Regions from separate parts of the Homo sapiens genome. Here region 2 is linked to region 1. A link is a contact called in ENCODE Hi-C or POLR2A ChIA-PET data. All regions are on one chromosome and are shown on one strand. Each heading gives the region's core, a stretch centred on a gene start or an enhancer-like site at or near the end of the contact. The rest is flanking DNA. Distances are from core to core; before and after follow the strand shown. Region 1 overlaps PMS1 (PMS1 homolog 1, mismatch repair system component). Region 2 overlaps PMS1 (PMS1 homolog 1, mismatch repair system component).

Evidence for each region. Hi-C counts contacts between places; a loop is a spot of excess contacts on that map. ChIA-PET counts read pairs that join two places held with the same protein, here RNA polymerase II (POLR2A). Pooled maps may share reads with other maps.
Region 2: a loop to region 1 is called in a pooled map, with 2.1 times the contacts of the local background. The contact joins two enhancer-like sites. A Hi-C loop is called at or near these places in 1 of 50 pooled maps. POLR2A ChIA-PET finds 5 or more read pairs at or near these places in 5 of 52 experiments (GM12878, T-cell, WTC11 and 2 more).

What each region holds. Positions count from the first base shown.
Region 1 is chr2:189,833,890-189,839,157 of GRCh38, reverse strand. The region is part of intron 5 of PMS1 (PMS1 homolog 1, mismatch repair system component); the gene reads right to left. Among named protein-coding and RNA genes, the nearest start is that of PMS1, 52 kb to the right of the region's middle. Within about 2 kb of position 2,282, at least 4 of the 41 ENCODE cell types and tissues checked have a DNase peak (open chromatin) inside an H3K27ac peak, as active enhancers do.
Region 2 is chr2:189,873,826-189,879,093 of GRCh38, reverse strand. It overlaps PMS1 (PMS1 homolog 1, mismatch repair system component), which reads right to left. Exons shown (of 13, transcript NM_000534.5): 13 at 1,465-1,822. The coding sequence ends at 1,658. Among named protein-coding and RNA genes, the nearest start is that of PMS1, 92 kb to the right of the region's middle. Within about 2 kb of position 4,018, at least 2 of the 41 ENCODE cell types and tissues checked have a DNase peak (open chromatin) inside an H3K27ac peak, as active enhancers do.

The sequences.
Region 1 (5,268 bases), core at 1,033-3,532:
TATCCAGGCATGGTGGCGGGCACCCATAATCCTAGCTACTTGGGAGGCTAAGGCATGAGAATCACTTGAACCCAGGAGATGGAGGTTGCAGTGAGCTGAGATCGCGCTACTGCACTCCAATGTGGGCAACAGAGAGAGAGACTCTGTCTCAAAAAAAGAAAAAAAAAAGTGATTGTATTCCTCCAACTCAGAGACTCTCAGCTTTTACGAAAGACATGCAAAACTGAAAGTTCACATTCAAAAAATATTCCGATAGGTGACCTGAGGACTATGTGTAATTAATTCCTAATATACTAGCTATCATGCTACAGCTTTCTCTTCCTCTTGCAAAAGTTCGGTGGAATGCAAGTCAGTGAAACTGATGTTGACAGGATTATTCCCTTAGGTTTTTTTCGTTTGCTTTTTAAGATAAACCATTTGCAAACTTTGGTACTTTACTAGTATTAATATACTGCGGCTGAGAATTACTGGGCTGTGTTAACAGAACCAACACTCTGGTAGGAGGAAAAGAGAAAACGGACAGACTAAAGGGTACGAAATGGGCTTGATGACTGACTCCATGTGGAGAGGGAATAAAAAGAGAAGAATCAAGAATGCCTCCCAGATTTCTGACCTGGGAAACTGGAATGGTGGTAGTAACACTCAACAAGATAAGAAACTCAGAAGAGCAGGATTGGTGGCAGGAAGATGATGAGTTCAGCTTGTTCAGTGTTGAGTGTTGAGTCTCTGGTACCAAGAACAGTACCAGACACCTAGTAAGGCCCACTAAATACTAAATACTTTCGTTAAAGGAATGAGCAAATAAACACATTTTTTTTTCCCTAGGGAAAAGTAACCCCAGTAGAGTTGAAAACTAGCTCTTTGTTTTCAGAGATAAGGCTGCTAGTTGTCACACCACCATACCTGTTAAAATTACACTTTTTGTCTACTACTTGACCTAAGGAAATCCAAACCAATCTTTGCTTTTCTTTCCTCTTAACATAACAGTTTAAGGTATAATTCATATACTCTACAATTCACCCACTTTAGATTTATAATTCAATGGTTTTTATTATTCACAGAGCTGTGCAACCAACAGCATGATTTAATCTTTGAACAATTTTATCAGTCCAAAAAGAAAACCTATATCCATCATCAGTGACTCCTATCCCTTTTCAATCACTAATCTATCTTCTCTCTATATAAAATTTGCCCACTTAGGATGTTTCATATAAATGGAATCATACAATATATGGTCTTTGATTGGATTCTTTCACTTAGCATAACCTTTTCAAGTTTATTTATATCAGTACTTCATTCCTTTTAAATGGCTGAATAATATTCCATTGTAGATAATACATTTGAATTATCCTTTTATGAGTTAATGAGCATTTGAGTTGTTTCTACTTTTTGGCTATTATAACTGATGCTGCCATAAACATGCATGTTCATGTTTTTATGTTGGCATATGTTTTCATTTCTCTTGGGTATAGATCTATGAGTGGAACTGCTGGGCCACATGGTAGCTCCATGTTTTTTGAAGAACTGCCAGACTGTAATCTTTGCGTGCACATGCACTCTGGAAAGGCAAACTACTGGCTTCTGCTATTATGGCTCTAGTTTTAAGCCAGCCAACAGCTAATAATTTAAGGAACAATGTTCAAAATTAAAGGAAGTAAATAAGGTTCTGAATAATCTGCAATTACAGGAAATGAAATGTCCCCTGCTTCATACTTTCCACATCAGAAGTTCCTTATGACAAAGAATAGCTGAACCATAAAAACTTATTCACAAGGCTAAGGTGGGAGGATCACTTGAGGTCCGGAGTTCAATACCAGACTGGGCAACATAGTGTGACCCTGTTTCTATAAAAAAAAAATAAAAAATTAGCTGGGCATGGTGGCACATGCCTGTAGTCCCAGCTACTCAGGAGGCTGAGGTGGGAGTGGCTCACCCTGCACTCCAGCTTGGGTGACAGAGCAAGACCCCCTCCCTAAAAAGAAAAAAAAAAAAACACCAAACTTATTCACAAAAAGTGTACCTCTTTAAAGGAATGCTAACTCTCTGATATTGACATTTTTAAAATAAAGCATTCAAGGAAATATTTCAAAAAACTAATGTTTTAAAATTCCTGCACTGAATATAGCTAAAAAGCCTGCAGTGTTACTAATGTAAACATCATCTTGTTTATTTTAGTTTATATTAGATGCCTTAGATACAGATATAAATCTTAGCTGCTGATTAATGCAAGGATGCTATTTCACTGCCTGACCTGCTGAATAGTTAGTATACACAACCGTAAAAAGATCACTTCAGGAAATCGGTCCTAGAAAAAGCTGTGAAACATGAGAACTATGCAATGTGATTTCACTTTAAAGTAAACATGCTAGGAGTCTGGGAGCATTATTTCACACTAGGCAATTTTTATTGCATCAGATCGAGGGGCTAATTTAAGAGCATTTTCTAAACTAGTTACACTTGGGCTAGCAATAAATAATAGCGGTCTGCCAACAAGTAAAATCTTCTCATTGGGCAACTAAGATTCATTTTCAAAACAGGACCCATCACTAAAAAACTAAACTATAAAATGTGATGAATAAGAACTGGGAATACTGGGAATCCAGAATACAGTATTCAGTTTGCTTTCTCTACCGTTTCATCAATTCTATGTTATTTTCAAAAACAGAGATTTTCTTTTCACTTCCTGAAGGTTTTTGTAAATCTTGCCCTTAGGCCGAAAGCTTAACATGTGCTAAAAATACACACAAACCTCCATATGTTTTCTATCTAGGTCACACAAAGTTGGAGCACCTGGATGTGCCAACTAAGAATCTGACTCTAGTCAGTATGATGACAGTGCAAAAACACCTCAAAAATATATTATTACATGCACACCATCTTAGGTTTGAAGTTAGCCAAATATATCTTGCCCCTAATTCCTACCTCACTGACATACGCTACTTGAAGAAAATGAAGTTAGATGAGAATACTCGATATTTAATTAGTAAACCTCAATTGTTTGTAAAGGCAATTTGTGATAAAGAGAAATGTAGGCTGCACACAGATGATGCATAGTTAAGTGAATAGTACAATGCTAAAACTGCTTGAGCAAAGTCAACTCCTTCTAAATAAAGAGGATATATTATTGGCCTAGACTGCAGCCAAAATTCTTGCAAATTGTAGGCACAGATGTACTAAGCTCATATTTGGATTTTTTTTTTTCCACCAAACAAGAAGCAGCACCAATGAATTTTTTTTTTTTTTTTTTTTTTGAGACAGGCTAGAGTACAGTGGTGTGATCATAGTTGACAGCAGCCTCAGCCTCCTGGACTCAAGGATTCTCCTGCCTCAGCCTCCCGATTAGCTGGGACTACAGGTGCACACTACCACGCCCAGCTAATTTTTTTGTACGTTTTGAAGAGAAAGGGTTTCACCATGTTGCTTAGGCTGGTCTTGAACTCCTGGACTCAAGCGATCCTCCCACCTTGGGCTCCCAAAGTGCTGGGATTACAGGTGTGAGCCACCATACCCAGGCAAATTTCTTAAGTACCATAAGTTTACTTCTAAGATCTTACAAGTTACTATAAATAGATCTATATCTATTATTATTTACTCCTGCGTATGTACTTGCACTGACTCTGACTCCAAAAAGTACAGAGGCACAAACACAATATTTAAAAGGTTGTTTTATTTCCCACATTGGCAACACAGGAACAATATGAGCCACAGCAGCTTACCACTAAGACACTGCTAAATGTTTTGAATTCAGTATAAAATTATAGATTATTCCATCACAGTATCAATACTACTGTTAAAAGAACAAACCACATTCTACTGACATAATAAACATTAATATGAATTGATTATTGCTAAGCAGCCTCAAACTTTCAAAAATGATTGTCTTGGTAAAATTTATGCAGTATAAATGAGTTCTAAAATCTCTTACACTTATTTAATTTTATATTCTTTTCTTGAAAGAGAACATGCATAATTATTTTTCCTGAAGGTTGCAAAGAAATTAATAGACATTTTACCTAAAGAAGGGGCAGTTTATAGGAGCTAGGCAGATGAAAGATAAAGAAAAGAATAATTTTTTCATTCTACCTTTTCATACATTTTTGGGTTTTCAACCATGTAAAGGTATGATCTTTTAAAAAATTAAATAATAAGCTGGGCATGTTGGTTCAGGCCTGTAATCCCAGCACTTTGGGAGGCTGAGGCAGGAGTTCAAGACCAGCCTGGGCAACACAGTGAGACCCTGTCTCTACAAAAAATTAAAAAATTAGCCAGTTATGGTGGCATGCACCTGTGTTCCTTGCTACTCAGAAGGCTGAGGTAGGAGGATCACTTGAGCCCACGAGTTTGAGGCTGAAGTGAGCTATGATCATGCCTCTGCACTCAAGCCTGGGCAACAGAGTGAGACCCTGTCTCTAAAAATAAAATGAAATAGAATAAAACATTAATAAAAATGTAAAGGTATAAAGTTAATCTCTGCATAACTTTCAAAGGGATATTGTTGAGACTCATTTCTTTGCAGTCTTTAAAAACAAGAAAGATTATTTCCAATTCGTAATCAAATCTTATTTACATCGGAAATATTTTTCTTGCCTAGACCCTCTTCTCCATTCCTTGTGTAACTTGCCAGACAACGAGATCATTTTCCACATTCTTAACAACAATTAAACATAATTTAGTCCATCCTCCAACTGCAATGAGAATTATCTTATTTTGTTAGTCTCCTACTGAAATGTCTCATTTAGTTCCCTCTTGGTCACTTCAACAAGAAGTACACATTCCCATGTAAGATACACAAGGTCCTTCAGAATCTGGCTCCAAGCAAGCTTCGTAGCCTCATCTCATTTCTTAGACAAGCTTTCTCTGACCTCTGATGACTCCCTGACATTGCACATGCTGTTCTCCCTGCTTTGAATACCTCTGCCCACATAGTCTTTCCGAAGAACCAGTCTTAAGGCCACTTCCTCTAATAATCCTTTTTGACTCTAATCAGATTTTAAACAATATTCACATCAATAACAATAGCAATTAACCTCTACTGAGTACTTATGGAGCAGGCGCTGTGCTGTGAATGCTCTCATTTAAAAACCTTACTCTGTAAGGTAGGTACTATTATTCCATTTTAAAGAGACAAAGAAATTGAAGCCTAGACACGTAATGTAAGCCAGTTAGTGACAATATGTAAGGTCAGAACTGGAAACTATGCTCCAGAGTCTATTTTATTGATATGTAGTTAAGTAAGTTCTTCCTAAGGATGAAAGGAAGATTGTGGTG
Region 2 (5,268 bases), core at 2,769-5,268, 38 kb before region 1:
AAGTGGTGTCAGGGAGTGTTTTATACTCCCTAACTACCTATGTTTAGTTGACCCAAATAACTCTTTAGGGCCCATTTCTCATGGCAGGCAGTATAATGGTGGTTAAGAACAGGAGCTCTGGGATTAGAATCTCAACAGTAACTACAAATTTAAATTCGCTGTGAACATTAAATGAGATTAGCCAAGGTAAGTGCTTAACCTGTCTAGCAAATAAGTGGTAAATACCTACTGCCATTCCTACCAACCTGCTTTGACACAATTCATAACTGGTGAGAAATGAGTTTCTTCATCTACAAGATAGTTGTAAGACCAGTACAGACTATATTGGCTAAAAAATGAGTCTACAGTTTTACTTACGGTGAGTGCAAATGTATGATGCAAATTTCATCTTTGATAGCTTCTGTGAGCCTCTCTTCCCTCAGTTTACCCAGTTAATTTAAAAGGATTACTCCCAGAAAGCTCTCCCAGAGCAGGACCTCACATTTATAAAAGGGGAAATGGAGAGTCAGGGGAAGCAGTATTTTGGGTCATGCAAAATAGGATGATATTGGCAGAAGAAAAGGCAGAATCCAGGTTTCACAATTTGTACTTAACACAAGGATCTTAGGAATTTAAAGATGATCTTTGAGAGTTATGGGAGATGGTGTGAGTGTGGGGACATCGTATCCAGAATAACATGTCTTATTTTACACAACAAATATGTTCATTAAAAATCATGTTTCAACTTTTTATAAAGGTATTTTGGTGCACTGTGGGACCTGGTTTTTGAAAGGGCATATGTACAATAGATAATTTTCACCTAATGGCCCGGTGTGGCGGCTCATACCTGTAATCCCAGCACTTTGGGAGGCTGAGGTGGATGGATCACCTGAGGTCAGGAGTTCGAGACCAGCCTGGCCAACATGGTGAAACCCCATCTCTACTAAAAATACAAAAATTAGCCAGGTGTGGGGTGGACGGCTGTAATCCCAGTTACGGGAGGCTGAGGCAAGAGAATCGCTTGAACCTGGGAAGTGGAGGTTGCAGTGAGCCAAGACTGTGCCATTGCACTCCAGCCTGGGTGACAAGAGCGAGAGTCTTAAAAAAAAAAAAATTCCCCTAAGTTTTCTGTTAAAAATCTAGGTCTTCCCATGTATTCCAACAAAAGTTGACCCCCAAATCCAATAATTACCATATAATAAAGAGACAGCAACATCTAATCTGTTACCCCCTAAATTGAAGTTAAAGGAAGGATTTCTGGTTTTCTTCTTCCTCTAAACTTCGTTTTCTCATTTTCTCCCACTCTGACTCTCCATTGTACTTTAAAAAATATTGACACTGTTTGTCAGATATGCCAGTATGTGTGATGTTTGATTTCTCCCTGCACAGAGGACCTAGTAAATAACCACCCAAAAATACTACCTATTTTCCAATTTTGAGCCTACAACTCATAATTATGATGATGGTTGGTTCTTGAGAATCAAATGAATAGTCTATATTAGTTTATTTACGTTTTCTACAATACGTGGAACTTTTTTCAATATAAAAACAAGTCAGTGAATCCTCATTTAAAAAATAACCATGTGACACATAATACAAAGATAATTTAAAACCAGACTCATGCTGTTTTATGACAGAACCAATTTCAATGGTAACTAATCTTCTTAAACATATTTAATCATGTAGTTTCTGGAAGATAGGTTAAATGATGAAAAAATGGGCGACCATGAACACACTCTTTAATTTCATTTCCAAACTGGTGCTTCATTCTGTAGATAATGTCTTGGATGTCCTCTTTTGATAAGTACATGGGTAATTGTCTGGATAGACGCACTGCTTCTCCCTGTCCAAAGGGAAAGTCACACATTTTACCATGATATACCCTGAAGCTGAAAACATGTTATCCTGGCAAAAAGGAAGACAGAATCTTGATTATTTTCATTTTATGAATTCACTCAACAAATATTTATTAAGTATCAACTATGTTGTCAGCTCTCGGGATGTAGTGGTGAACCAAAAAACAAGACTTGCTCTTGTGCAATTTACATTCTAGTGCAGAGAAACAGAAAACAGACAAAAGACAGAACATTTTAGTCAATAAATAATGCGTAAAATTAAACTGGGCCACATGATAGAGTGATTGTAGAGTTGGAAAAAGATTACTTGAGGAGATGACTTTAAGCTTGAATTTAAATAAGGAACCAGGCTGGGTGCAGTGGCTCAGGCCTGTAATCTCAACACTTTGGGAGACAAGGCAGGAGAACTGCTTGAGGCCAGGAGTTCGAGACCAGCCTGGGCAACACAGTGAGACCCAGTCTCCACAAAAAAAAAAAAAAAAAAAAAAGTGGGCACGGTGGGGCATGCCTGTAGTCCCAGCTACATGGGAGGCCGAGGCAGGAGGATCACTTGAGCCTGAAGGTCAAGACTGCAGTGAGCTGTGATCATGCCACTGCCCTCCAGCTTTTGAGCAAGACCTTGTCTCAAAATAAATAAATAAAAATTAATAAATAAGAAACCTTAATGGAAAGATCATGGGCAAAGAAAAGCATCTCACGCAGACAGAAGAGAAAGAACTAAATGTTCAGTGTGGGTGCATCATAGTTGTTAAAAAAAAGAGGAACAAGAAAAGGAAATTAGGCAGAGGCCAGATCACCCTCTAGGACAGGGTGAGGAATTGGTGTTTTGATTTACCCTTGGACAAATTCTACTGAGCATCGTTGAGTCATAAAACTGTCCTGGCTGGATCCAATACAAATGTTAACTCTTAAGATCCCTCAGTGACACCTGGAAATCTTCTTATTCCTCTCTAATTAACCTTCTCTTATAGTACCTACAGCTCTTATTTTCAGATCTTTGTTACTGTACTAAAATTACCAACTCCTTCCCACAACCCCTCCACTCTCAGCAGGTAACTTCTACTCTTTCACCACATATATCAACATGACTTCTCTCAAGTTCCCCTAAAATTTCACAGGTTCTAATGATTAAGAAATTTTTTTTTAAAGTTTACGTAAAAATATTATTTTCATTTTTCCCCTTTTCTGTTTTCTGCTCTTGATTCAGTTTCTTCTTTCTAAACCTTAAATTCATATCCTATCTTCCCTCTTGCCTTTTGGGGAACATTTCCCCTGCAATTTTTTTTTTTTTTTTTTTTTTTTTGAGACAGAGTCTAGCTCTATCGCCCAGGCTGGAGTGCAGTGTGCGTCCTCAGCTCACTCCAACTTCCACCTCCTGGGTTCAAGCAGTTCTCCTGCCTCACTCAGCCTCCTGAGTAGCTGGGATTACAGGTGCGCACCACCACACCTGGCTAAATTTTGTATTTTTGGTAGAGACGGGACTTCACCATGTTGGCCAGGCTAGTCTCAAACTCCTGATCTCAGGTGATTCACTCACCTCAGCCTCCCAAAGTGCTGGGATTACAGGCATGAGCCAGTAAGCCTGGCCTCCTCTGCAATTTTTTATTGTCAGTCTTCCACCAGTTCAACACAGACATGTTTAACATACTCTTTCCTTCCTTTCACTATTCACTATCATACGACTTGCTGCCTACTTTTCCACTACTACACTCTTTAACTACTGGCAAATGTCGTCTATTCCTACCACAGCAGACCCTTGAACAACACTGGTTTTAACTGTGTGGGTCCACTTATACATGGATGTTTTTCCGACCCCAACTGTGATAGAAAATACAGTACCATGGGATGCGAAATCCATATATACGGAGGGCCAACTTTTCATATATGTGGGTTCTGGAGGGCTGACTGCAGGACTTAAGCATGCCTGGATTTTAGTATCCACAGGTGGTGCTGGAACCAATCCACTGAGTATATACAAGGACAATTGTACTTTGCCATTACGATTCTCTTCAAGGTTACCAATGTCATCTAGTAGCCATATCTGATAGTCTTCTAGCAATTATTACCCTATACAGAACATGATACTACTTATTCTTAAATTTACTTCCTTCCTTGACTTTTACATCCACCCCTCTCTTGGTTCTCCTTTCACTTTCCTTTCTCTCTGATTCATCTTATTGACCTTAAATGGAAGCATCCCCGTGGTTTAAGTTCTCTCTTTTTTTTTCCTAGCCCATTTTTCTTAACACTTATACCACTATTACCTTAACATACTGAAAGGTAAAGTATTAGCAAAAAAATATTTAAAACCAGTCCCAATTTACTTTATTCCTGTTATTTCTGAACTCTTATTTCTCCCCACATGGTTCTTCCAACCCACAGCTCCCTCAACCTTTAAGTTCATACTAACTCTTTCACAAGAAAATATTCCCTTGAAGTCTCTAGAAACTATCAATGTTAAGCTACCCGCACAATAGGCTGGGAATTTCCACATGACAAAGTTCCTAAAGGATTCACAGAACATTACTGAATACATTCTTCAGAAGGTTTAACAAGCAGACTTTCCTGTTAAGGAAGTCCGACCTTCAGAATACAGCAGGCACACTACCAACTGTAAACAAAAATGGCTCATTTTTAAAAAGGGAGAAAAACTTCATTAGAGTTCAGGTTTGTTTTTTAAATAATACCAATCTTGAGGGATATCTAGAACAAGATATATAGATGGAAACACTATTGTTTTCCTGCTACTATCTTATATTTTAAAGTTTATAACCTTCCTTAATCCTTTTCTTTTAACCCACTCTTACATTTCTCTTTTGTGGTGAATACTGTCACAAAAATGAAAATTTCCGCTTATTCAAAGATTCCCATCTTTCACTTTCCTTCCCTTCTACTCCTCTTGATGAGATCAGGACTTAGAATTATATTACAATACTTTTTAGACAAGTATGTAATATAAAGGTAGCATTAGTTTAAACCCCTTCTGAGGGGATTATTTATGAAATGTTTTTAAAAAAGAACTTCACTGCAAAATATCTCATTTATAAAGTCTTTCCTCAATATGTACCCAAGAAAATGTTATGGTAAGAATCCATGATAGAGTTTACCACAGTCAGTCTATGATGTGAAACTTAATAGAGTGTTCTTTTTTTTTTTAATAGTGTTCTTCTTGCAAATACATAATAAAACTTACAGATAATATTCTACTATTTGGAAATAATTTACTATTTTAAGAAATAAGTATCTTAAAGTCTGGCCAATCTATAATACCTCTATATATAGAATCAGCAGCAGTCCCCAAGCTTTTTGGCACCAGGGACCGGTTTTGTGGAAGAGTTTTTCCAGTTGGCGGGTGGGGATGGTTTCAGGAAATTGTTCCACAAGAAGTGCACAACCTCGATCCCTCGCATACACAGTTCACAATAGGGTTTGT